3 separate regions of the Mus musculus genome follow, and all the other regions are linked to region 3. Evidence: chromatin loops called from intact Hi-C (ENCODE). Cell type or tissue: heart. All regions are shown on one strand.

What was found. Peaks named below come from ENCODE experiments on the same cell type or tissue, not always from the same donor. Only the 100,000 strongest peaks of a DNase experiment are listed, where the experiment ranks them.
Region 1: it touches region 3 in a loop (5-fold over the local background); 10 of 42 quality-filtered maps call a loop at or near these places.
Region 2: it touches region 3 in a loop (1.9-fold over the local background); 2 of 42 quality-filtered maps call a loop at or near these places.

What each region holds. Positions count from the first base shown.
Region 1 is chr11:98,027,787-98,035,786 of GRCm38, reverse strand. Rpl19 (ribosomal protein L19) reads right to left here. Exons shown (of 6, transcript NM_009078.2): 2 at 7,858-7,964; 3 at 7,319-7,441; 4 at 6,272-6,392; 5 at 5,902-6,012; 6 at 5,294-5,516. The coding sequence ends at 5,393. Among named protein-coding and RNA genes, the nearest start is that of Rpl19, 4.9 kb to the right of the region's middle. In heart, a CTCF peak has its summit at 4,132 (motif pointing left); a DNase peak (open chromatin) is centred at 4,139; H3K4me3 peaks cover 604 bases; H3K27ac peaks cover 223 bases; H3K27me3 peaks cover 1,108 bases.
Region 2 is chr11:97,789,385-97,797,384 of GRCm38, reverse strand. It overlaps n-TCgca56 (a tRNA gene), which reads right to left and starts at 313; the gene lies at 242-313. In heart, CTCF peaks have their summits at 326 and 4,037 (motif pointing left); a DNase peak (open chromatin) is centred at 277; H3K27me3 peaks cover 282 bases.
Region 3 is chr11:98,198,903-98,206,902 of GRCm38, reverse strand. It overlaps Cdk12 (cyclin-dependent kinase 12), which reads right to left and starts at 3,598. Exons shown (of 14, transcript NM_001109626.1): 1 at 2,493-3,598. The coding sequence starts at 3,535. It overlaps Gm38963 (a long non-coding RNA gene), which reads left to right and starts at 4,273. Exons shown (of 4, transcript XR_880193.2): 1 at 4,273-4,372. In heart, no CTCF peak of the experiment used is centred here; DNase peaks (open chromatin) are centred at 2,532, 3,702, 4,172 and 4,782; H3K4me3 peaks cover 4,756 bases; H3K27ac peaks cover 2,753 bases.

The DNA.
Region 1 (8,000 bases), 170 kb after region 3:
TGGAACCGGAACACACACATATCTGATGGCTTGGGGGGGGGGGGGAATGGGGTCTTGGTTTGAATCAGTAATGTCCCACTTCAGCCTCCCACGTGCTAAGATTGCAGGTAGAAGGCACCATGCCTGCGTCTGAAGACTAGCTAGAATTATGTAATCCAGGCATCTTCTCCTGAATTTCTTGATCCTCCAGCATCGGTGCACCTCTCTAGTAGCTGAGACTACAGGTGTGCAGCACCATGCCTGCCTGGAAGAGGATAAAAACACCAGGCGTGGCCCGTAATAAAACACCAGGCATGGCCCACGGAGCATGCTGGGAACCTCATGCTATTTGGTCCCCTCAATAATTCAGACCATGTGCTGAACCCTTTGACAGATGAGGACACTGGGGTAGAGATGGTAAGTGGTTTGCTGGAAGTCATCCACTTTATACAGAACAACCCGCCCCTTTTACACTTAGGAAAACTGATGCCAATCGGAAATTAAATGATTTGTCTGGGATTACCAAGCAATCAGGGACCTAGACATCTTACTGCCCTGCCCTGTATCCCTCAGTGCCTTAAGCCACCATGATAGAAGACAGCCTGAGATGGCCTGGCCAGGAGCTCCAGGAATGGAGACAAGTAGGAATATTGAATTCAAGCCTTTGAAGCCTTATGCATACCCAGTGTCTGCCACCAGCCAGCAGCTGGCCTGGACCCCCTCCCCCAGTCTGTTTGCTGCGCTGCTGAACACAGCAGCTTTTTCGGGTGGCTGAGCTACTGACAGCAGGCTCCCAGCCTAGGGGCTGGGAACAGCTGGTGTCCCCACTGTGGCCTCTACCCTCCTCCCTGCCCGTTCTTGGGGATCTGGACCAGCCACACTGCTGGCCTGGGGATGCCCAGAAATCTGCTGCCGGTGCCATCTCTGACCTACACACATCCTTCTCTCTTCCCTCTGTCTCAACCTGAGATCTCCTAGTACACCCCACTTGGGTTCAAGGAAGATGCAGAAAGAAAAAGGTAGGAGCCAGAGATGGGGAAGCCTAAAAGGACAGGGTAATAGATGCTGGAGACGGGGGAGGGGGGTTGGGGGGACTCAGGCAGTGAGGCTCTTTTTTTTTTTTTTTTTTTTTTTATATTTATTTATTATATGTAAGTACACTGTAGCTGTCTTCAGACACTCCAGAAGAGGGCATCAGATCTCATTACGGGTGGTTGTGAGCCACCATGTGGTTGCTGGGATTTGAACTTTGGACCTTCGGAAGAGCAGTCGGGTGCTCTTATCCACTGAGCCATCTCACCAGCCCCCGGCAGTGAGGCTCTTTATGTAATCCCATCACATAGGTAGCCTAGTCCCCTCTCTTCAGTCTCCTGCATCCCTCAGTCCCCCAGGGCTTGGACCCCAAGGAAAGCAGTTGTGCACTTCTAGACTCAGTCTTCTGTTTTAAAGGGGGTGGCAGAACCCACCATCCCTGCCTCAGCTTCACTTATGCCACCAGGGAGGAGGCCAAAGCCAGCCTCACTTTCCCAGCCTGTCTCCAGCTCACAGCCTACACCCGTGGCTCTGCCGTGGCACTACTGAGTCATACCCACAGCTGGCAGCCCGAGCCAGACCTCCATGGTACTCATAACTAGACAATGTTGAGATTCTGGAAAGTCGCTGGAGCAACTTGGATAGCTGGATGCTGGCACACACCTTTAACCTCAGGACTCAGAGATGGAAGCAGGTGGATCTTGGAGTTCGGGGCCAGCATGATCTATAGGCTAAGTTTCAGGATAACCAGGGCTACACAGAGAAACCCTGTCTTGAAAACAAACAAACAAAAAGAAAGAATGAGTTGGCTTTTTTCAGGGTCTTTACCTAGGAGACAGTGAGTCCCTTGGAAAGATATATATAAATATTTCATAGGAATAGTTCTATACTTTCATTCTGTTTTGCTGTGTAGCTCCAGATGGCCTCAAACTTGGGAGCAGTCAGGCTCCGGAGTGACAGGATTATATGTACCACCATGCCTGGCCAGTCATATACTTTTTAAAAGATTTGTTTTTATTTATTTATTTTTATTATTTTTGTTTTTTTTTTTTTGAGACAGGGTTTCTCTGTATATCCCTGGCTGTCCTGGAACTCACTCTGTAGAGAACTCAGAAATCTGCCTTCCTCTGCCTCTGCTGGGATTAAAGGTGTGTGCCAGCACACCCGGCTTTGTTTTTATTTTTAATGTGTGTGTTCCTATGTGTGTGTGCTAGATATGAGTGGGTGCCAAGGAAGGGCAGACGGCATTAGGGCCAGAGTCACAGGTGGCTGGGACTGCCCAGTGTGCGCTCTGGGAATTGAAATCAATCGAGTCCTCAGGAGTAGCAGCAAACGCTCTAAACAGCTACCCATCTCTCCAGCCCCAAGTCGTGTACTCTTGAATGAAAGGGCCCATTGTGAGGGGCTGGAGGGGCTAAGGAGGTTGGAGCTGGGGCTGGAACTCATGCTAAGAACATCCTATGCTGCAAAGCTATACTTCAGGGCTAAGTTGATTGGATTTCCAGGGCCTGGAGTGGATTCAACAGTTATCTTTCTTTTCTTTTTTCTTTCCTCCTTCCTTCTTTTTCTTTCTTTATTTTTCTTTTTTTTCTTTTTTCGAGACAGGGTTTCTCTGTATAGCCCTGGCTATCCTGGAACTCACTTTGTAGACCTCGCTAAAGACTAGGTTTTCCGTGCCAGAGGGGGCTGCTTAGGCTCCCAGCCTTAGGACCTGAGCCAGTCAGTAAGCAGCACTCTCCAATGGTCTCTGCTTCCATTGTAGGCTGGCCTCGAACTCAGAAATCTGCCTGCCTCTGCCTCCCGAGTGCTGGGATTAAAGGCGTGCGCCACCACGCCTGGCTCTTTCTTTTAAAGATTTATTTATTTACTTTTATGTATATGAGGTCACCACATCAGAAGAGGGCATCTGATCCCATTACAGATGGTTATGAGCCACCATGTGGTTGCTGGGAACTGAACTCAGGATCTCTCCAAGAGCAGCCAATGCTCTTAACCGCTGAGCCCTCTTTCCAGCCCTATTTAGGGAGGCCTGATGCTTGAAGTTCTCTGAAAATTAGACTCCCTTCATGTATTTTCTTGTCAAAGTGTCAGAGCCGGTGATAGGAGAGGTGTTCCTTCCAGGTCTGGGGTGGCTGTCAGGAGAAAATAACAGTGGGATAACAGAAAAGAACAGTAGGATAGCTCAGTGGCAGAGCATTGTCTGTCATGAGTGGTTTTTTGAGAACCCTCAGCCCATCCATCACTTCCTGTATCTTTCCTAGTTTGCTTCTCTGTCTGTCACTGTGTGAAAATGACCTAAAACAACTTGGACGAGGACAGGGTTTATTTGGGTTACAGGTTACAGCTGAGGAAAACCAGGGCAGGAACTCAAGGTCGAAAACCTGGGGTTGGGAATGGAAGCAGAGACCATTGGAGAGTGCTGCTTACTGACTGGCTCAGGTCCTAAGGCTGGGAGCCTAAGCAGCCCCCTCTGGCACGGAAAACCTAGTCTTTAGCGAGCCATTGTTTTGTAGTCAGTGGTGGAAGCCTGGAATTGCTGTAGCGCAGCCTAAGTTAACTTGGTGGCACAAGAGAAGATCAATTAGACAAAGGAGTAATTGTCCTTCTCCTGTGGCCCTTCTTTATCTGGACCCTTGGCGGGTGTGTCTTCCTAACATTTATTAAGGCAATGCGAATTCCTCAGGTGAGGCTCCCTACTCAGTTGATTCTAATTTGTGGCAAGTTGACATTAAAACAAACTGCCATAGGGCTGGGGAGATGGCTCAGATGTTGCTTTTCCAGAGGACCCAGGTTCATTTCCCAGCTGCCAATTCCCAATATGGCAGCTCACAACTATTTATAATTCCAGTTCCAGAATGTCTGGTATCTTCACACAGACATCCACTCCATGTACGCAAAACATCAACGCAAGTAAGTCCTCATCTATAATGAGATCTGACTCCCTCTTCTGGAGTGTCAGAAGACAGCTACAGTGTACTTACATATAATAAATCAATCTTTAAAAAAAAAAAAAAATTTAAATAAACATTTTAACCTTTCAAAATCACCCAATGTCAACCAAACAAAAAGCCGGAGAAGCTGGAGTATACAAACCAGCAGTGAACGAACAGCGCCATCTCCTGGCTCAGAATGGAACCGTGACTATTATGCTTGGATCACTGCAGTCCCCTTCTGTGGTCCCTGTCTGGGATAGGGTGGTCTCTAAACTTTCCCCTCAGTTGAGCTGGACTTATGTCCAGGCTAAGCTGAGAGCTTGGCCGAGGACACTCCTTTTCTCCAGGCCTTGGAAGCTTTGCCATTAGGAAAAGTCTTATAGGAAGAGCCCATGGTAGCAAAGGCAGAAATAACTCCCCTGTGCCAGGCCTTGTACCTAGCCACATAGGAAGGTGTTGTTTCTGAGTCTGGTCTTAGAGCCTTCTACCACCTGCTTTCTTCCAGGCCCAGAACTGGATAAAGCAGAGCCCTGGGGTCTACCGGCCCTTGTGCCTCTATACACCTGCCTCCTCCACCTCATTCTTTCCACTGCTTCCTTGAAAGGCCCTGCTACTGAGGACACAACTTACCCTGGTAATCCAAGTGTAACTCAGAGCCGACCTGTCACCAGACATGTTAAACCATCACACAGCATCCTCCTTGTTCATCCATGCTCCTCTCAGTGATTGACAAAATGGACGTGATTGACCCTACTTCATTATAGTGTCAAGTCTACAGGGTCAATGTACTCAGCTCACAGCAATTATTAAAAACCTTATAAACAGCAGCTAACAGGGTAAGTACAGGCTGGAGATGGCTCAGCAGTTAACAGCACTGACTGCTCTTCTAGAGTTCAATTCCCAGTAACCACATAGTGGCTCACAACCATCTGCAATGAAATTGGATGCCCTCTTCTGGTGTAAATGAGGAGCACTCATATACATAAATCTTAAACAAACCCAGCCAGGCAGTGGTGGCGCATGCCTTTAATCCCAGCACTTGGGGGGCAGGGGCAGGCAGATTTCTGAGTTTGAGGCCAAGCCTGGTCTACAGCGTGAGTTCCAGGACAGCCAGGGCTACATAACCAACAACCACTCAGTCAATGCTTCATGAGATGCTAAGGCAGGTTGGTCTCAAGCATCTGAGCACACAGGCTGCTTGATGGACTCAGCCACTCTAGAGAACAGAAACATCACTTATGGCTACAAGAAATAGGTGACCCTTCAGTAAGTCCCAATACCACCCTGAAGTCTAGGCTGACATCCCAGGGTCCCGTGGCCAGCTCTCATTAAGACACAGCAGCCAAAACTGCTAAACAAGAGGGCAACAGACAAAGGCTTGTTTTATTTTAAAGACTGATCCACATGAGGCCACAGCCAGGCCGCTATGTACAGACACGAGGGAAGCTTTATTTCTTGGTCTCCTCCTCCTTGGACAGAGTCTTGATGATCTCTTCCTTCTTGGCCTGGAGGCGCTCCTCCCGGCGCTTTCGTGCTTCCTTGGTCTTAGACCTGCGAGCCTCAGCCTGGTCACTGGTGCAAGAAAGAGAAAGAGAGTCAGTCTGGGCACAGATGAATAGCTGGAAAGAGGCACACCCCAGACCTCTAAACCCTTGGAGCCACATCAGCCCAAAGAATAGCAGCAGTTCCTGCTTCACCTAGATAGGTGAGGATGGGCAGGTGGTAGGTTTTTTTATTAAATAACATTTTTTAAAAAGTATTTACTTATTTAATGTACATAAGTACACTGCTGCTATCTTCAGACACACCAGAAGAGGGCAGAGGGCATCAGAACACATTACAGATGGCTGTGAGCCACCGTGTGGTTGCTGGGAATTGAACTCAGGACCTCTGGAAGAGCAGCCAGGGCTCTTAGCCTGAGCCATCTCTCCAGCCCCAAGATCCATCTTGAACTTACGCCAGGAGCTTCTTGCGGGCCTTGTCTGCCTTCAGCTTGTGGATGTGCTCCATGAGGATGCGCTTGTTTTTGAACACATTCCCTTTGACCTTCAGGTACAGGCTGTGATACCTGCAGGAGACAGTGTAACTCTGGTTAACAGTGGGACATGTGGGTTTGTTCCTCTCCCCAAGGTCACTAAGTCTGTTATTACAGGGACTCCAGTCCCCAAAGGCTTTGGGGGCAGCTCCTACACACTACCTGCCTGGCCAATTTAAATCTTAGGCTACTGATAGCATAAGGGGAAAATAACCCACTTCTCTGGCGGATTCCCTGTTCAAACTGAGACAGAGATGGATGAAAAGACAAAGCCATAAAAGTGGGAGCTTACATATGGCGGTCAATCTTCTTGGATTCCCGGTATCTCCTGAGAAGCCGGCGCAGGATCCTCATCCTTCTCATCCAGGTCACCTTCTCAGGCATCCGAGCATTGGCAGTACCCTTCCTCTTCCCTGAGCAAGAATTAGAATCGAGACTCTTTAAGTTTTAAGTTACTCACCAGAGGCAACTGAGCTGTCTTCCCCTCACCTGTCTTTCATTTTAAGAAATATTAGGTCCATCCAAACACTTAATTTCTGTTACCTACTGAGTCAAGAGAAGACAAACAGCAGAGACGGATGGATGGCTCTGCACAGGTCAGAGCTGTATAGAGGACAGTCTCAATAAACACAGACATTAACAACTAATTTCTCCTTTCAGGGCTGGGGACAGCACTAAAGCGGGTCTTGAAATTGAGATCCACCAGCTTTAGCACAAACTCTCACTCTATGAGCCATGAGGCTGTGGCAGGACAAAGGGTAGTATGTATGACCCCCTATCCTGTAAACAACAATGGCCCTACAAGTCATTTCCCCAAACAGGTGGGCCACGAGAGCTGGGACCAAACTTCACATCCCCTGCATGATCATCAGTAAGCGTACCCCAACTTCCTAGCCACCCCTTTCAATCCCATTTAAAAACATCCAGTAAGCTGGGCAGTGGTGGTGCACGCCTTTAATCCCAGCACTCGGGAGGCAGAGGCAGGCAGATTTCTGAGTTCAAGGCCAGCCTGGTCTACAGAGTGAGTTCCAGCACAGCCAGGGCTACAGAGAAACCCTGTCTTGAAAAAAAACAAAAAACAAAAAACACCCAGTAGAATCCCCAGCATAAGCAGAATGTAGGGACTTAATGCTGACATCTTTTCCCACCAACAAACTCAGCACTAGTGCCAACTTGTATCCATGCAAAAGAAGATAGTTACCACCCAGCAACTGCACAAGATGGGAGAAAAAATATCACCAGTGTGAATGTAGAGCCGGACCGGTCTTAAGCTTGCTGACAAGTGCTCTACCCAGTGTACCCATCTAAGAGGCAGAGTGAAAGGCTAGACCATTCTCACCTATGCCCATATGCCTGCCCTTCCGTCGGGCCAGGGTGTTTTTCCGGCAACGAGCCCGGGAATGGACAGTCACAGGCTTGCGGATGATCAGCCCATCCTTGATCAGCTTCCTGATCTGCTGACCTGGGAAGGCACAACACACCCGTTAGTAAAGTGCCAGCCACAAAAGTCAAGCTCTTACCCTTGACCCAACATCCTGAAAAGGAGATGAAATCCTGGAATACTTATTTTAAAAAGAACATTTACCTCGTAAATATTTCATAGCATATTGGTGTATCTGAAATGCAGTTTAACAAAGTACTTGGTCTGATACTAACAAGGCTTGCTTCTGTCTTGAAACCTCATCCAACATCCTCCAGTCTTTAAATATCAAAAACTTCCACGGGACATAAAATACTCACTTTACTCATAAATTATTAATGTAACACGAGATGGTTGCACCCTATAAACTATTTCTATATACAATGATATATGTATAAGACATACATACTTATCTCCTTATAGGTAGATAGTGAGTGAGGGTGACAGATCATACTCACGGGAGTTGGCATTGGCGATTTCATTGGTCTCATTGGGATCCAACCAGACCTTCTTTTTCCCGCAGCGGAGGACACTAGAGGCAAGCCTCTTCTGTAGCCTGAGCATACTGGGTACACAGAAAGCACTAGTAAGCCCTGGAAGC
Region 2 (8,000 bases), 410 kb after region 3:
GTATTATAAACATTGTTTCTGGATTCATCCTTAGCTTTTTGGGTCGGGATACAAACGAGGTAAAAAATGTTCCTTATTCCATACCTCACTTGCCATTCTGTTAGGAGAGATAGCTCCTTCCTCCTTCCTCGATGCTGATTCAACATTCAAAGGGGGAAAATTAGGAAGGTAGAGTTTGGATTTGGAAATAACTGAGTGGAGAAACTGAGTGTTCTCATAGGAAAAACATATGCACCCACCAAGGGGGCACCCGGATTTGAACCGGGGACCTCTTGATCTGCAGTCAAATGCTCTACCACTGAGCTATACCCCCTCTGGCGGTAAGAGGCTGCAAATTTCTTTTTACATGACTTGTTTGCTTTTCACCAAAACTTGTTTATTCATTTAGAACCAATAACGTTTTGCTAAATTGTATTGAATTTAAACAATAAAAAGATAAAAACAAAAAAAAAATCACCAATAATTTGAAACCGTGAATTTAAATTATGAATTTGCAGAACTGTCGCCTGCTCTCTGCAGAATCAATCACCACTTGGATCAGAACATTTGCTGAGATTTGTTTCCTAGCTTACAGACTGCCCAGATTCTTCTCATTAATTCATAGCGCACTCGGTGACCCCGTCAAGAGGCAGCACAAAGCTTCAACAAAACCAGATTCTGGCTTGCTATTAGTGTCCGAGAGGCAGACTAAAAATAAAGGCACAGTGAATTAACAAGTAAATACTCAGTAGTGAAAATGAGAAACTACACACACACATACATACGTACATACATACATACACACACATACGTACATGCATACACACATACGTACATACACACACATACATATATACATATACACACATACATACATACACACATACACACACGTATGTACATACACACACACACACGTACATACACACACACACACACACACACACACACACACACAAAATGATTGCGGTGGTGCCTGGGAGGAGTACTTAGCACTTAGGTGGGCTGAGACAGAAAGTTAAGAGTTCAAGCCTAGCCTTGTCTAGATAGCAAAACCCTGTCTATACGTGAATATACTAAAAGCAAGATTTTTAGGAAAGTACCACAGGGCCATTTCAAGTTGGATAAACATGGAAAGACAGGGATCCAGGCTGTCCTCCAACTCAGAGATCAGCCTCTGTCTTCCAAGTGCTGGGATTAAAGCATGCATCACCATAGCTGAGCTGTTACACATCTTCTTTCCTTCTTCTCGCTTCGTTCTTTCCTTCCTCCCTCTCTCCCTCCCTCCCTTCCTCTCCATTCCTCTTCCTTTTAAAGTTTGGAGACAGTCTCACTAGTTAGCCACAAAAGCCTGGAAATATTCACCATTTACCAGAGGAGTACCCCAGATCAGCATCCAGTACCAATGTGAGCCAGACTGGGGTTCAAACTCAGGAGTTCAGCATGAATTTTCCACCACTGTCCAAAAATCTGCACAGAGCAGACATTGGGTAGACACTGGGGACGGATGTTGAGAATACAGTTGGAGTTCAATTGGAAGGTCTGGTCCAAAAGTAGAATTCTGGTCATTTCCAATACTTTACTTGATAAGAAAGCTGTTATCAGCTGGGCTTGGTGGCACACACCTTTAATCCCAGCACTCAGGAGGCAGAGGCAGGCAGATCTCTGAGTTCTAGGCCAGCCTGGTCTACAGAGTGAGTTCCAGGACAGCCAGGGCTATACAGAGAAACCCTGTCTCAAAAACACCCACCCACCCCCCCCCAAAAAAAAAAGAAAGAAAGAAAGAAAAAAGAAAGCTGTTATCTCAAAAGTGTGCTGAGTTTGGCTCAATCAGAAAATTGACTTAACTTCTTTAGGTAGCTTAAAACTGGCAAGCTGTTTGCATTTCTTTTTTTTTTTTTTTTTTTTTTTTTTTTTGGCTTTTTCGAGACAGGGTTTCTCTGTGTAGCCCTGGCTGTCCTGGAACTCACTTTGTAGACCAGGGTGGCCTCGAACTCAGAACTCTGCTTGCCTCCCGAGTGCTGGGATTAAAGGCATGCGCCACCACGCCTGGCTGCTGTGTATTTCTAACACACAGAAAATGCTGGCAACCTTACCAATTGGTTCTTTATAGTTACTGTTTACCAGCACAGCACAGCACAACCTAGCACAGCACAGCCCAGCGCAGCGCAGCATCTGTTTTCTGCAGAAAGCTACTGGCAAGGTCTTCAGCTGAGAGAGGCAAGAGGAAGAGGGAAGAGTGTGGTAGACACAAGACAGGAGAAACTGTGGGATGGTCATGTTGGAAAGGAAAAAGATGAACATACTTGGGTGAAAGAGGCGTAGGGATGCTAAATAAAACATTTAGACATAGGCAGATTGGCACAGACAAGTGCTTTCCCCCAACTACCTCAGCCCAGCAGCTAGGTGTGATTGTGGAATGATATTATAATTCAAGTTACTTGGCCTTCAGATTGGCAAGGAAGCACAACCTAATGCTCTAGGTGAACCAGATAGTGCACCAAGCAAGGACTTCGGAGGACACAAAGAACACAGTGTGATCTCCCTGCTCAAGAAACACACAGTCCACCTAGAGGTGAGGTGGTCAGACGGCTCAGCGGGTACTTCCCGTGAAACCTGAAGACTTGAGTTCAACCCCTGGGAGCCACTTAGTGCAAGGAAAGATTCAGTTTCTGTAAGTTGTCCTCAGATTTAGACACACACACACACCTCTTCTCTCTCTCTCTCTCTCTCTCTCTCTCTCTCTCTCTCTCTCTCTCTCTCTCTCTCTCTCTCAATGTACTTTAAAATAGTGAACAAGATATGTGTTCCACATAAGAAGTACTCCAAAAGCAAAATGCAGAGAAGACATCTTAGACAGGTCTTTGATGATGAGAGCTATGAGCCCAAAGCTTTGTCCTGGGAGTTGAACTCAGAGCTGGGACATGCTCGGGGCATGCTCGGCCAGTGTTCTCATAGGCTTTTACTCAGAGGAGTGTAGTCTTCACCCCTACACAAGGAAACTTCTCTTTGCAACAGAGACCATTACAGAAAGCACTACCAATCCAAATGCAGCATTGTGGAGCCCAGTGCCAATGGATACGCGTACAAAACACCCCTGCACCTAAGACTCAGGAAACAATGTTGCAGAAGAGGAGATGGAAAGATTGTAAGAGCCGGAGGAGCGGGGAGTTTGCTGTGAGCTCATGTCTCCTTAGCAACATCAGAAGCTATACCCATAAAGACTCACCAATATGACCACCTAAATGTGAACTGAGCAAGGACACCCACCGGCAAGTACGCCAAGCTGAGTAGGAAAAAAAAAGCACTCAAGACCTCAACCATACACAGAGAACAAACAGCAGGAGTAAAGCTGGAGGCGGGAGGGGTGGACCTCCCCAGGGATGAACAAAGTAATGGGTTGGCCAGTTCAAAATGATAAGCCTAAAAACATGCATACATTGCATGGGCTGGACACAACAGGTTATATTTAGGAATTAAAATGTATGTACAAATACACACATGCATGCAATAATAATGGAAAAAGAGGCAAAAGAGTTTGAAATAGAGCAGGGAGGGAGTAAGAGAGGGTTAGGAGGGAAGGAAAGGAAGGACGAAAGGTTGTAACTAAGTAACAGTCTCAAAACTAAACAAATACACAAAACAACCCTGAGAAGTGAGCTCCAGGGTAACACAGCAGCAATCCCAGCACTTGGAAGACAGAGGCTGGAGGACCAAAAGTTCAAGTCCACAGTTTAAGGTCAACCTGGAATAAATAGGACCCTGTCTAGGAGAAAAAAAAAAAAAAAAGGCTCTGTACACCTTTAATTCTAGCAATTTCAAGAGGCAGAGACTGGCAGATCTCTATAGGGGCTAGCCTGGGCTACACATCTTGACCACACATCCTTGTGACTATTAGATAAACCCCTATGGAATGCAGGAATAAACCCCACCAATTGAAGGCTAAGAATGTCATCAGAAAGGATGGAGAGATGGCTCAGTGGTTAAGAGCACTGAGTTCAATTCCCAGAAACCACATGGTGCCTCACAACCATCTGTAATTAGAATCTGGCTCCCTCTTCTGGTGAATCTAAGAACAGCAACAGTTTTCACGGACTGTATTATGTATACTCACATAAATATAGTAAATAAATCTTTTTTTTAAAAAAAGGTTATCAGAAAACATTGCAGGCCTTTTCTTTTCTTTCTTTCTTTTTTGATTTTTCGAGACAGGGTTTCTCTGTGTAGCCCTGGCTGTCCTGGAACTCACTCTGTAGACCAGGCTAGCCTTGAAATCCGCCTGCCTTCTGCCTCCTGAGTGCTGGGATTAAAGGCATGTGCCACCAACACCTGGCTTGTTGTATTTCTATAAAAGCGTTATAGAATTGTTATCATATTGAACACATGGACACATGGCAAACAGAAGAACTGAAACTGTGTTCCCGGCCATGGTCTCTCGTGTTTGTCTCTTGAATACTCTCTCCTAATCCTTTTGAGGTCAGAATGATGTTGGCTTTTTTCACAGTTTAATTAAGGTGCTCAAAGTAGGGCCCCAAAGACAATGCCCCTTCCTCCCCTCCTCCCTCCCTCCCCTTCCTCCTTCCTTCCTTCCTTCCTTCCTTCTCATCCACTCCTCTTCAGTTTAACACTTGGGAACAGTCTCACTAGTTAGCCATCAAAGCCTGGGAAAATCTGCCATTCACCGGAGGAGTACCCCAGATCAGCATCCAGTACCAGCGTGGTCTCCCAGTGTCCAGCAGCCCAGCACTGTCTTAGGAGGCTGCTCTTTTCAAGGCGTCACATCTGGGATTCGGTTGAGCGGCCATATTTTGGTTCTGAGGTGGCAGGGTAGGATGGATGTATTGGATACCTTTTCTTTTGCTTTCAGAGCTTTGGCTGAAGGTATCCTTTCTGTTTGACAGCATCCTGGGTGTCTGACCTTTCTGTTTGTACACAGACATTTTCTCTTACTGCTCCTCCACTATCTAAGGCAATAAAGAAGAAAATGTTTGGAGAACCATAGCTACTTGGGACTCAATATGGTCTTATAAGTATGCTAATTCAACAGGCAAGTACTTTAAATAAATAGATAGATAGATAGATAGATAGATAGATAGATAGATAGATAAATAAATAAAGCCAGGCGGTGGTGGCACACACCTTTAGTCCCAGCACTCGGGAACAAAGGCAGGTGGATCTCTGACTTCAAGGCCAGGCTAGTCTAAAGAGTGAGTTCCAGGATAGCCAGGATACACAGAAAAACCCTGCCTCAAAAATAAATAAATAAGGAAATCTAACTAAAGACAACTTGGCTCTACAATTTCCTTAGTGGGAAGCATTTAATGTCAGTAAACTGGGTGTTAGGTATTTTGGGTTTTGGTCTTGTACAGTACACTTAAAGTCCTAGGCAATTTTTAAAAAATTATCTATGGGGACTGGAAAGATGGTTCATCAATTAAAAGCTCCTTGTTTCCATTTCAGAGGGCCCAAACACAGTTCCAGTATCCACATGGTGACTCATAGCCATCTGTAACTCCAATTCAGGGCCTCTGATGCCTCTTCTACCAGGTGCACATGTGGTACATATACATGCAAAGATAGGTACATATACATGCAAATGATAGAAATAAATCCATCTAAATATTGGTTTTGTTGTTTTGTTTGTTCATCACAGCCAATCTTTTGCTTCTTATGTGTTCCTTTTTCTTCCACCCTTCTCCACCTCTTTTTTTTTCACCCTTTCAACCCCCTAACACTAGATAAAAGAGGAAAAAAAAAGGATAAAGAGGGAAGGAAAGAAATCTCTGAGTAGCCGGGCGTGGTGGCACACACCTTTAATCCCAGAACTTGGGAGGCAGAGGCAGCGAATTTCTGAGTTCGAGGCCAGCCTGGTCCACAGAGTGAGTTCCAGGACAGCCAGGGCTATACAGAGAAACCCTGTCTCGGAAAAAAAAAAAAAAAAAGAAAGAAATCTTTGAGTAAAGTCAGAGGTCAAAAAGGGATGACATTATCATTAGATTGCTTCCTGCTGATTAATGATTTCAAGTTCTTATGGCAAGTTTGGGTTTTGTTTGTTTGTTTTCTGTTTGTTTGTTTAGATTTATTTACTTATATGAATACACTGTAGCTGTCTTCAGACACACCAGAAGAGGTCATCAGATGGTTGTGTACCACCATGTAGTTGGTGGGAATTGAACTCAGGACCCTTAGAAGGGCAGTTTGTGCTCTTTTTTTTTTTTTTTTTTTAAAGATTTATTTATTGATTATATGTAAGTACACTGTAGCTGTCCTCAGACACTCCAGAAGAGGGAGTCAGATCTCCTTATGGATGGTTGTGAGCTACCCTGTGGTTGCTGGGATTTGAACTCCTGACCTTCAGAAGAGCAGTCGGGTGCTCTTACCCACTGAGCCATCTCACCAGCCCCAGTTTGTGCTCTTAACCATTGAGACATCTCTCCAGTCTGGCAAGTTTGATCTTTACCATCAGGATATCCAATTTCTTCTTCTTTACACATGACTACTTAAAAAACCAACACCAACCAACACCAACCCACCCTGGTTCTCTGGGCCCTAGCATTTATATAACCTCTCAAAAGTTCCAGAATTCCAAAGATCACATGATCGCAGAAACTATCTGCACCTGGCAAAATTTTGCCATTTCCACCCCCCTCACTCCCTATCACCCCCACCAGAGCATGAGGCAAATCCTTGTCAGCTGCTGTGGACAATCTGAAGCTGCCCCATATCCCATACCTGCAGTTAAAACAAAAACATACGCTTATATTTCCGTGGGGTTTTTTGTTTGTTTGTTAAAGAAACAAAATTCCAAAATTGTCACTATGGTTTGCTGTTGTTGTTGTTGAGATAAGGTCTCACTGTGTAGCCTTGATTGGCCTGGAACTCATTATATAGGCCAGGCTGACTTCACAGAGATCTGTTTTTCCACCCAAGGGGATGTAAAGTTGTTCTTAAGTAAAATTCACTACAGCCAGCTACCGGAGGGATTAGAGGTGGGTGGGTTTTGACTTACCTGGTTTCCGGGTGGGGAAGAGAGAGGAGAGAGGAGACACCAGGAGAAGACATAGGAAGAGTGAAAGGAGGGCCAATGGACCATGAGCAGGTGGCTAGGAGAACCATCGAGTATCTGAGATACCACTGGTGAGGCAGCCAGGCCAGCAGTTAGAAAAGGAGATCAGGGGTGACCCCTCACCCCCAATAATTATCAAAGCCAAATAAAATAACCATAGTCTGAGTCTCAGTTATTTTTAAGCTAGTCAGGGACAAACTTAAATTGGTTGTAGGACAGGTCAGGAAAGTAGGGTGGTACTTTTTTAGGATTTGTTTGTTTGTTTGTTTGTTTTTCAAGACCAGGTTTCTCTGTGTAGCCCCGACTGTCTGACTGTCCTGGAACTCACTCTGTAGACCAAGCTGGCCTCGAACTCAGAAATCTGCCTGCCTCTCTGCCTCCCAAGCGCTGGAATTAAAGGCGTGCGCCACTACTGTCTGGCCTTTATTAGGGTCTTAACTATATTAACAATGGGTACCCAAGTTGCTCCCTCTTTTTTGCAGGAGATATATTTTGTTTGTTTGTTTGCTTGTTTGGTTTTTTGGTTTTTTGTTTTTCCCAAACAAGGTTCTTCTGTATAAGAGTCCAATCCTATCTGTCCTGGAACTCACTCTGTAGACCATGCTGACCTAAAAGTCACAGAGCTCTGCCTGCCTCTGCCTCCTGTGTGCTAGCATCCATGACCAGCTACATTTCTTTCTTTCTTTCCATCTTTCTTTTTTGACATTTTTTTTAACTTTAATTAAAAAAAAATTTTTTTTGAGATGGCTTTTCTGTGTAGCCCTGATTATCCTGGAACTTGCTATGTAGACGAGGCTGGCCTTGAACACCTACCAGCCTCAGCCTCCCGAGTGCTGGGACTAAAGGTGTGCACCGCTGTACTTTCTGGTCACAGTGTTACCATTGCAGCAATAAAAACCCTAAGAGAAGCAGGTACCATCCTAGTGGGGTATTGCTGTGACAGACCTGACCTTGT
Region 3 (8,000 bases):
CTGAGGACTGAACCATTTGCTAAGGGAACAGACTACTACTGATCTTTATTACCAGCCCTGACACCTCATAGTTTTACTTTTTAGTGTTCTGAGACAAGAACTTATTACATAGACTAAGCTAGCTTAATAGTCATGATCATCTTGTCTTAGTCTACTGATGCTGATACTAATGGTCTTACTCAGTTCCATTAATACAAAAATGATTTCCAATCAACTTTTTTTTTTTAAGATTTATTTTTATTATATGTAAGTACACTGTAGCTGTCTTCAGACACTCCAGAAGAGGGAGTCAGATCTCATTACGGATGGTTGTGAGCCACCATGTGGTTGCTGGGATTTGAACTTTGGACCTCTGGAAGAGCAGTCAGGTGCTCTTACCCACTGAGCCATCTCACCAGCCCTCCAATCAACTTTTTAGTAAGGTGAATAACTGCATGTACAAATAAACTTGTTTGTTTCGTTTTTAAATGTAGGATCTTACTGTGTAGCTATGGCCGGCCTAAAATTTGATATGCAGATGAGGTTGGCCTCAAACTATGCCTGCTTACAGTCAATGTTAACTGCTAAACCATTGTTTTCAATCCCACAAATAAAATTTTTATGAGGAATGACTGTGAAATAAAATCTGGGAATCTATAAAAACAGATTATAGATGGTGTGAGCCACCACGGCCCGAAACGTAAAATAGGAGTTTAAGTGAGACCTTTTGTTTTGAAAGGTTTTTTACCAGGCAGTGGTGGCTCATACCTTTAAATCCCAGCACTTGGGAGGCAGAGGCAGGCAGATTTCTGAGTTTGAGGCCAGCCAGGTCTACAGAGTTAATTCCAGGACAGGAGGACTACAAAGAGAAACCCTGTCTCAAAAACACCTCCCCTCCTCCCCCCCAAAAAAATCCTGTTTTAGCCTTTTATATTTCTATACTCAACAGTAAAATTTTTTTCAAGTAGCTTTAATGTTCATACTCTTAAGAAAACAAATATTCTGCTTAATATACTAGCTCATGTCTGTAATCCCAACAATTAAGAGGTTAAGGCAGGATTACTAGAAATTTCAGGTCAGTTTGAAGCCAGCACAGGCTAAATAGTAAATTTCAGGTTATCCTACATTACAGTGTGAAACCCTGTCTAAAAAGCACAAACTAAACTCTGAGAGAACTTTTTAGATTCCCTTTAAAACTATGCAACATTATAAACTGTATTTATGACTTATGCACTCCACTATGCATAAACCTTACCTCTCCAAAAACTACTTAACTCTAAGAAATGGTATACATGCTGAATGCTTACAAAGTATACTGATTGCTACAACTTTGAGATGAATCTAAACAAAAGATGGACTAATGGAATTAAAGAAAATGTCACAAATTACAGAATTTAGGTGTTAGATACATGTTTATAAACTTCAACCTATTAAATTTTTTAATACTAGAATGAGAAAACACTAAGAAAACTTAAGCACTGTAGTTAGGCAAATCCACTTTAGTTGTAAGTTCAAGCCAGTGATATATATACTGATTTATAAAACATATGCATGAGTTATTTTCTCTGTCAGTGGCATTCACTTATAAAATGTACTGAGTCATACTATGTATATGGCACATTATTTATCATGCTTCATTATTTACTAATCTTCACAAGAGCCTTGAAGTAGGTAGTTTTTATTCCTATCTTCCAAATGAAGAAACTCTGGTATGGAAAAATTAAATAATTTGCCGTAGTTCACAAAAAAAAGTATTAAGATTCTACTCAGATAATATACAGCTCCTGTTCTGTTGTTGTGGACAGAGATGGGTCTATACATGAGACAGGATAGATAATTTCATAGATAATTTCAAATTAACAATCTTTCTTACAAAAATAGCAAGCCGAAGGCATTATTAGCACATATTTCAAAGAAAATTTTGAAAACTACCAGTGTTTCAACACTAAGTAAGTGGTCAACATTGGTACTGTAAACAAATCTCAATCACTTTTTGCTAAACTCTATCAAAAAGTACTCTCGTTATCTTAATTTTCACTTAACAGTTAAAAGACAGGACTTTTCAGAAGTAAAACAGTGATAACTATAGACTTGGGAACATGGTAGACAAAATTGATTACGATAACTTATGCAAACAGTAGAAACGAAAATTTGTAACTTCTTAAAATTCTCTTGTGAGTTCCAATAAAGTTTAAGCACTGGTATCAACACGACTTACAAAATTTTAAGACAAAGCAACAAACAGCTAAACGAGTTCTGAAGACTATGCACCCGCTAGGTAGAAGCAAGTTCTCACAGCTGAAAGTTCTCCATTACTGCAAAGTACCTTACCTACCTTGCTTGAATAGTTGGAGGCACTTGGAATGTTTACTTCTCAATTGGGCGAGGGGAAAGCCAAACTTACCTAAATGACTTGTCAAAGAAGAACACTGAAAGCTTTAACAAAATGTTAAAGACTCATTTTCAATTCCTCCCAACCGACCCTACCTTAGGAAGGACAGACAACAGCTCACCTGGGGAGTGGACTCCGACTCAGAGACCTCTTGCTCAGGAAAGGGCTGCTTGATCGCCTTCGGCCATAGGGGCTGGGTGATCTCCCGCTGTAAGAGCCGCTCCTTTCATAGCTGGAGGACCGTCTCCGGCTATAGGGACTCACAGACCTCTGTCGTCGGCTGTAAGGACTGGGTGACCGAGTGCTGGACTGGTAAGCAGAAGGCTCTTTGTAAGGTGGGCTGATTGACTGCCTTCTTGAGGTACTTCCAGGACTCTTCTTGTAGGAGTCATAGTTGCTAGAAGTGTGAGACCTTGGGGGGCTAAGATCGTAGTCTTGGCCATAAGAAGCTCCGGAAGGGCTGTCATCTTGCTTGGAACTGTCAGACCATTTCCTATGGGGACTCCTGGATCTCCGTTTAGGGCTAGCCACGGTTTTGTAACTTTTGGGTGTTTCCCTTTTCCGATGACTTTTACTCCGGTCCTTGTATCCAGACTTTAACTCTCGCTCTTTGCGGGTCTTCTCCTTGTGCATTTTGGACGACCTGGATTCCTTGCTGCCGCTTTTGGATAGCTGGGCCTTCCCATAATCATCACTCCCCTCCACGGACCGTTTGGAACTGCCCGATACCCGGTCCTTCATAGATCCAGATTTGGAGACTTCCTGATTTTTTTCCTTTTCCGTCTGTTTAGTTTTTAGCAAGTCTCGGGACCGCCGGTGCTGGTGGTGACGATGTCGGTGCAGGCGATCGCTCCGATCCGTTCCCCGACGTTCCTCGTTCTCCCTCCGGTCTGATTTGAAGGCCGTGTCATCGGAGAAGGTGTCTGAATCAGAGCTGATGTCATCGTACTCCACCAGTGGTTTGATTATGGTACCCAAAGATGCCGCTTCGGGGGTCACCAGCCCCACGTCTTTGGAGTGCTTGGACTTATGCCGCTTGTGCTTCGACACCAAGCGGTGACGCTCCCTGCTGTTGGAGCTGCCACCTCCCGATGACGGCTGCGAAGTTCCAGAAGCTCCTCCGCTCCCGTCCTTCTTGCCCCCATGTCTCTCGGAATTGGGCATTCCCTTTCCCCGGGCCTGAAGCAGGGGAAAAAGTTCCCCGGCGCTCCAAAAAGCCCCACCCTCCCCCCCAGCCCCGACTCCACGCCCCCCGAAGAGCCCCTAGACGGGGGTGGGGAGGGCAGGGACCGCAGGCGAGGCTCCTCCTCCCTCTCGCCGCCTCAGCGCCCTCCTACATGAGGTGGGGGGTGAAGGAGAGAGGGAAGAAACCAAGAGTTCCTCGGCACGGGAGGAGCGCGACGCCGGGAGCTGCTCGAGTCCGCCCCTCACGGCCGCCCACCCCCGCCGAGCCGATATTCGGGCCCGCGAGCCCTGGCGCTCAAGGAAGTAGGAAGGCGTCCGCCGGAGCCTGTGGGGCCGACGGCGGCTCTGGAGCCCCGGGAGGACTACGCAGGCCCTTCCCCTACCCGGTCGCCCGGCTCGGGGCGGCTGGCTTCCTGTCGCCAGGCCTCCGCGGCCTAGGTTGCCTCAGCTCCCCCCCTTTGTCCCTCGTGCCTGAGGGAGCCCCCTTCGCTAGCCTCCGCCTCACACCGACACCTCACAGCCACATCTCACTCCCTCGCCCAGACTCACTCACACACTAGATTAAACCGAAACGGCACTAGAGGGGGAGGGGGAGGGGCGAATGCCGCAAGTATCGCGAGACTCCGCTGGACTCCCGCGATACTTGGCGCTTCCCTTTTCACCTCGACACATTCCTTCACCAGAAAACGCGAGAACGGGACCCAAGCCGCAAACGCAGCCCGTTAGATTCTCGCGATACTTTTCCAACTCCCCCTTTTGGGGGGCTTTATAGGAGCGGAAGTTGCGGAGATTACCTTTAAAATTTAAACCTAAATGGTAATTCTTTGATTAAATATCCCCAGGTTCCGGTGGGGATGGGTCTTAGCACAGCTTGTAAGAAGTCTTTTGATTTAATAGGGTTTAAAAAAAAAAAAAAAAACAAGGGACAAGTGAACATTGGGGACATTACAGCGCAAGTTTGAATATTGGGGATTCTGGTAGGGCTTGGGTTTCTGAGACAGGGTTTCTCTGAGTAGCCTTGGCTGTCCTGGAACTCACTCTGTAGACCAGGCTGGCCTCGAACTCAGAAATCCGCCTGCCTCTGCCTCCGGAGTGCTGCGATTAAGGGCATGGAGCACGCACCACCACCGCCCTGCTTTAAGTCTGAATGTGCAAACAACGCTTGGTACTGCGGAATTTGCTGAGTTTAGGCGTTTTGCATTCATTTTCTCTGCCCTCACACCCATGGGACACTGTCCTCATTGCGAATTTACAGGCAAGGACTCCCGGATTCAGGGGGGCTAGTCAGTAGAAAGGTTAGAGTGCCAAAGTTGGGGGAAATGTCAGGATGTCTTACAGCACGTTCTTAGTAACCCAGGCTGGACTCCCAGTTGTGGCTATTCAGCCTCAGCCGTTTCTCGACTGCTGGGATGTTTTACCATAACAAACGTCCAGTTTCTACAAACAGAGAAGACAATGAGACTCGGGGAAAAAAACGTGTCTAAGCCTATGTGCACTACCTTCAGGAAGTGCCAGTTGTAACGTCTCCTGGAAGTATTTTTCTTTTTATTTCTTTTTTTTTTTTTTGGCTTTTCGAGACGGTTTCTGTGTACCACTACCGCCAGGCTCTGGAAGTATTTCTTTTATACTACATTTTAGGGTGGATAAGATTCTAAGCTGGTCGTTGCCACACGCCTTTAATCCCAGCACTTGAGAGGCAAGGTAGGCAGAGGTAGGCGGATTTCTGAGTTCAAGGCCAGCCTGGTCTACAAAGTGAGTTCCAGGATAGCCAAGGCTATACAGAGAAACCCTGACTCGAAAAACAAAACAAAAATTCTACCCTAGGACATCTTATGTCCAAATTTTCATTTTTCCTTCCTTTTCCTTTTTCCTTTTCTTCCCTCATCTTGCCTACTCTCTCAGAGAAGTTCTCCAGTTAGCCTGGAGCTCACATTTGATGCCTAAGCATCAAAACACCACACAGGAGTTTAATAGGCGAGTGATGGCATGTGGGACTGTCAAAAATTTGAAGACAAAATTTGTAAACTCTGTGAATTTTCACAACCAGTGAGAAGAGTGTCTGTGAGAATAAAAAATGCTCTTGAGCGGGGCAGTGGTGGCACACCTTTAATCTTAGCACTTGGGAGGCAGACAGATTAATGAGTTCAGGGCCAGCCTGGCTTACAGAGTGAGTTCCAGGACAACCAGGGCTACACAAACTCTCGATAATAAAATGGGGAAAAAAATGAATTGCTTTATGTTGCAAAAAAATTGTGAACTCAATGATTCCAGGCATGCTTCAATTGCTTGGTCTGCAGGGCCTCCAGGGTAGGCGTCAGAGCTCTGGGTCGACAGTCCCTTGCCTACAAATTCCACTACAAAGCAGGTCAGAAAGTTGCTGTTCAGATTATACAGCTAGGAACTTAACAGGCCTGGGGAGACAGTTCTTGTAGAGCCATGGAGCTGGCTGGGCGGTTAAGAGGACTGGTTGGGTGCTCTCGAGAGGACCCAGGTTCAATTCCCAGCATGCAGGTTGCAGCTTACAACTCCAGTTCTGAGGATCCAACACCCCTCCACAGATGATGCCTCTAGGCAAAACATCAGTGCAATTACAACAAAAATAAGCCTTAAGAAAGTTAAAGGACAGATTATACAGGAAGTTTAACTAATGTTACAATAACTACCTCGACACACAAATGAAGTTAACAATTTAGGTTTTTGATGGTAGGGTACCAATTTTGAGTCAGTCTCTCTCTCACTCTCTCTCTCTCTCTCTCTCTCTCTCTCTCTCTCTCTCTGTGTAACTCAGACTGACCTGAAAACTCAGACTGACCTGAAGCTCTCGTCAAAGTTAAAGCTGACCATTGTGCCACCCACCGGCTTGCCTCTGTCCCCCACCCCTGTGCTGATGTTAAAGACCTCTCTGGGCCTTCTTTTGTTTTTATTTTGAGACAGTATCTCAATGACTCTAAGGAGGCCTGGAGCCCAGGAGATAGATAGAGTCTGTGGTCTTGAGGCTCCCGATTCTTGCTTCCATCTCCCTTATGCTAAAATAACAGGTGTGTACCACTAAGTCAGGCTACAGACTCTTTGTGTGTGTGTATACCTTGAATAGTGTTCTATTCCAGTGATGTTAAACATGTATCTTTCTTCCTAGTGTGCCTTTTAATTGTTTTTGAGAACAGGTCTTACTTTGTGACCTTGGCTAACCTGGAATTCAATATATAAAGTTGGCCCAGAATTTACAGAGATTTGCCTGCCTCTGCCTCCCAAGTGCTGGTATTAGTTTGTGCCACCATAACCAGCTAATTTTTTTAGTTTTAGACTAAGTCCCATATTACTCAAGCTGGCCTCAAACTTGTAGACTTATAAGCTTTGTAACTTGTATGTTTTCCTATAACTAAGGTTAGTATACATGTTTCTGTTCATTTGTGCAGAAAGTTTCCATGAGAAAGTGTTAGGTCTCAAACCCCAGGACAAATGACTCAGCAGGTGCCTATTTAACAAGTGAAAGGGTCTCTCTCAGTTGCTACCTGTGTCACTTTGCACCCCAAATCCTATCCTCAACCTCTCCAGCCCCTGAATCTCACTGTCTTTCCCCAGCTGTTCTTCCCTATGTAACCCCACCATTTTGGTGACACAGTTCTTTTTATCTCCTTGCCTCTTGGCTGCCCACTCTTGGTTCCCACTCTCCTAGTCTCTTGGCTTCTGGCTTACCCCTCTCCCCTCCACTTCTCTTGACATAGCCCAGTTCAGTCTGCTGGTCACGTTCTCTCTGGACTCTAATTGGTTGAGGTTTTTACTTTAGATATAAGAGAGAGCATGGGCAGAGGTAGAGACATCGGTGAGAGTCCAGAGTGAACCTGGCCATGAGAGGAGGGGAGGGAAGTGAGAGAGAAAGCAAGAGGAACCAAGGGCCAAGAGGCCAGGAACAAGCCAGAGAGACCTTGTTGAACAAGCTGGCCTCAAACTCAAAGAGATCCACCTGCCTCTGCCTCCCAAACACTGAGATTATAGGCTTGTGCTGCCAAGCCCAGCTTAGATTCATATATCATTTACGACATGAAATATCTAGGATATCACACTCAAAATATTTAAGCTGAATATGCTGCCTATCCCTGTTTCCCAGCACTTAGGAGATGAAGGCAGATTCAGAATTCAGGCCTACATTGGCTGGAGGAGACCCTGCCAAAAACAGAAGGAAAAAAAAATCGATGTGAAACTCAAATTAGCATTCCAAATTCTATCTAGAAACTCCGACAACTTAATAACCAACACGTGCCTGGATACCCGATGTACTAGTATAACAGAGCCCCAGACCTTAGCACAACTCACGTGTTGGAAATGCCATAGAACTCAGCAGGTAGAGAGCATCACCCAGCAAAAACAAAACCTAAGTCATCAAAGTCTATAGTTTTGGGACAACCTCTAAATGACCTACTGACCTCGTTCATGACTTCTGCAG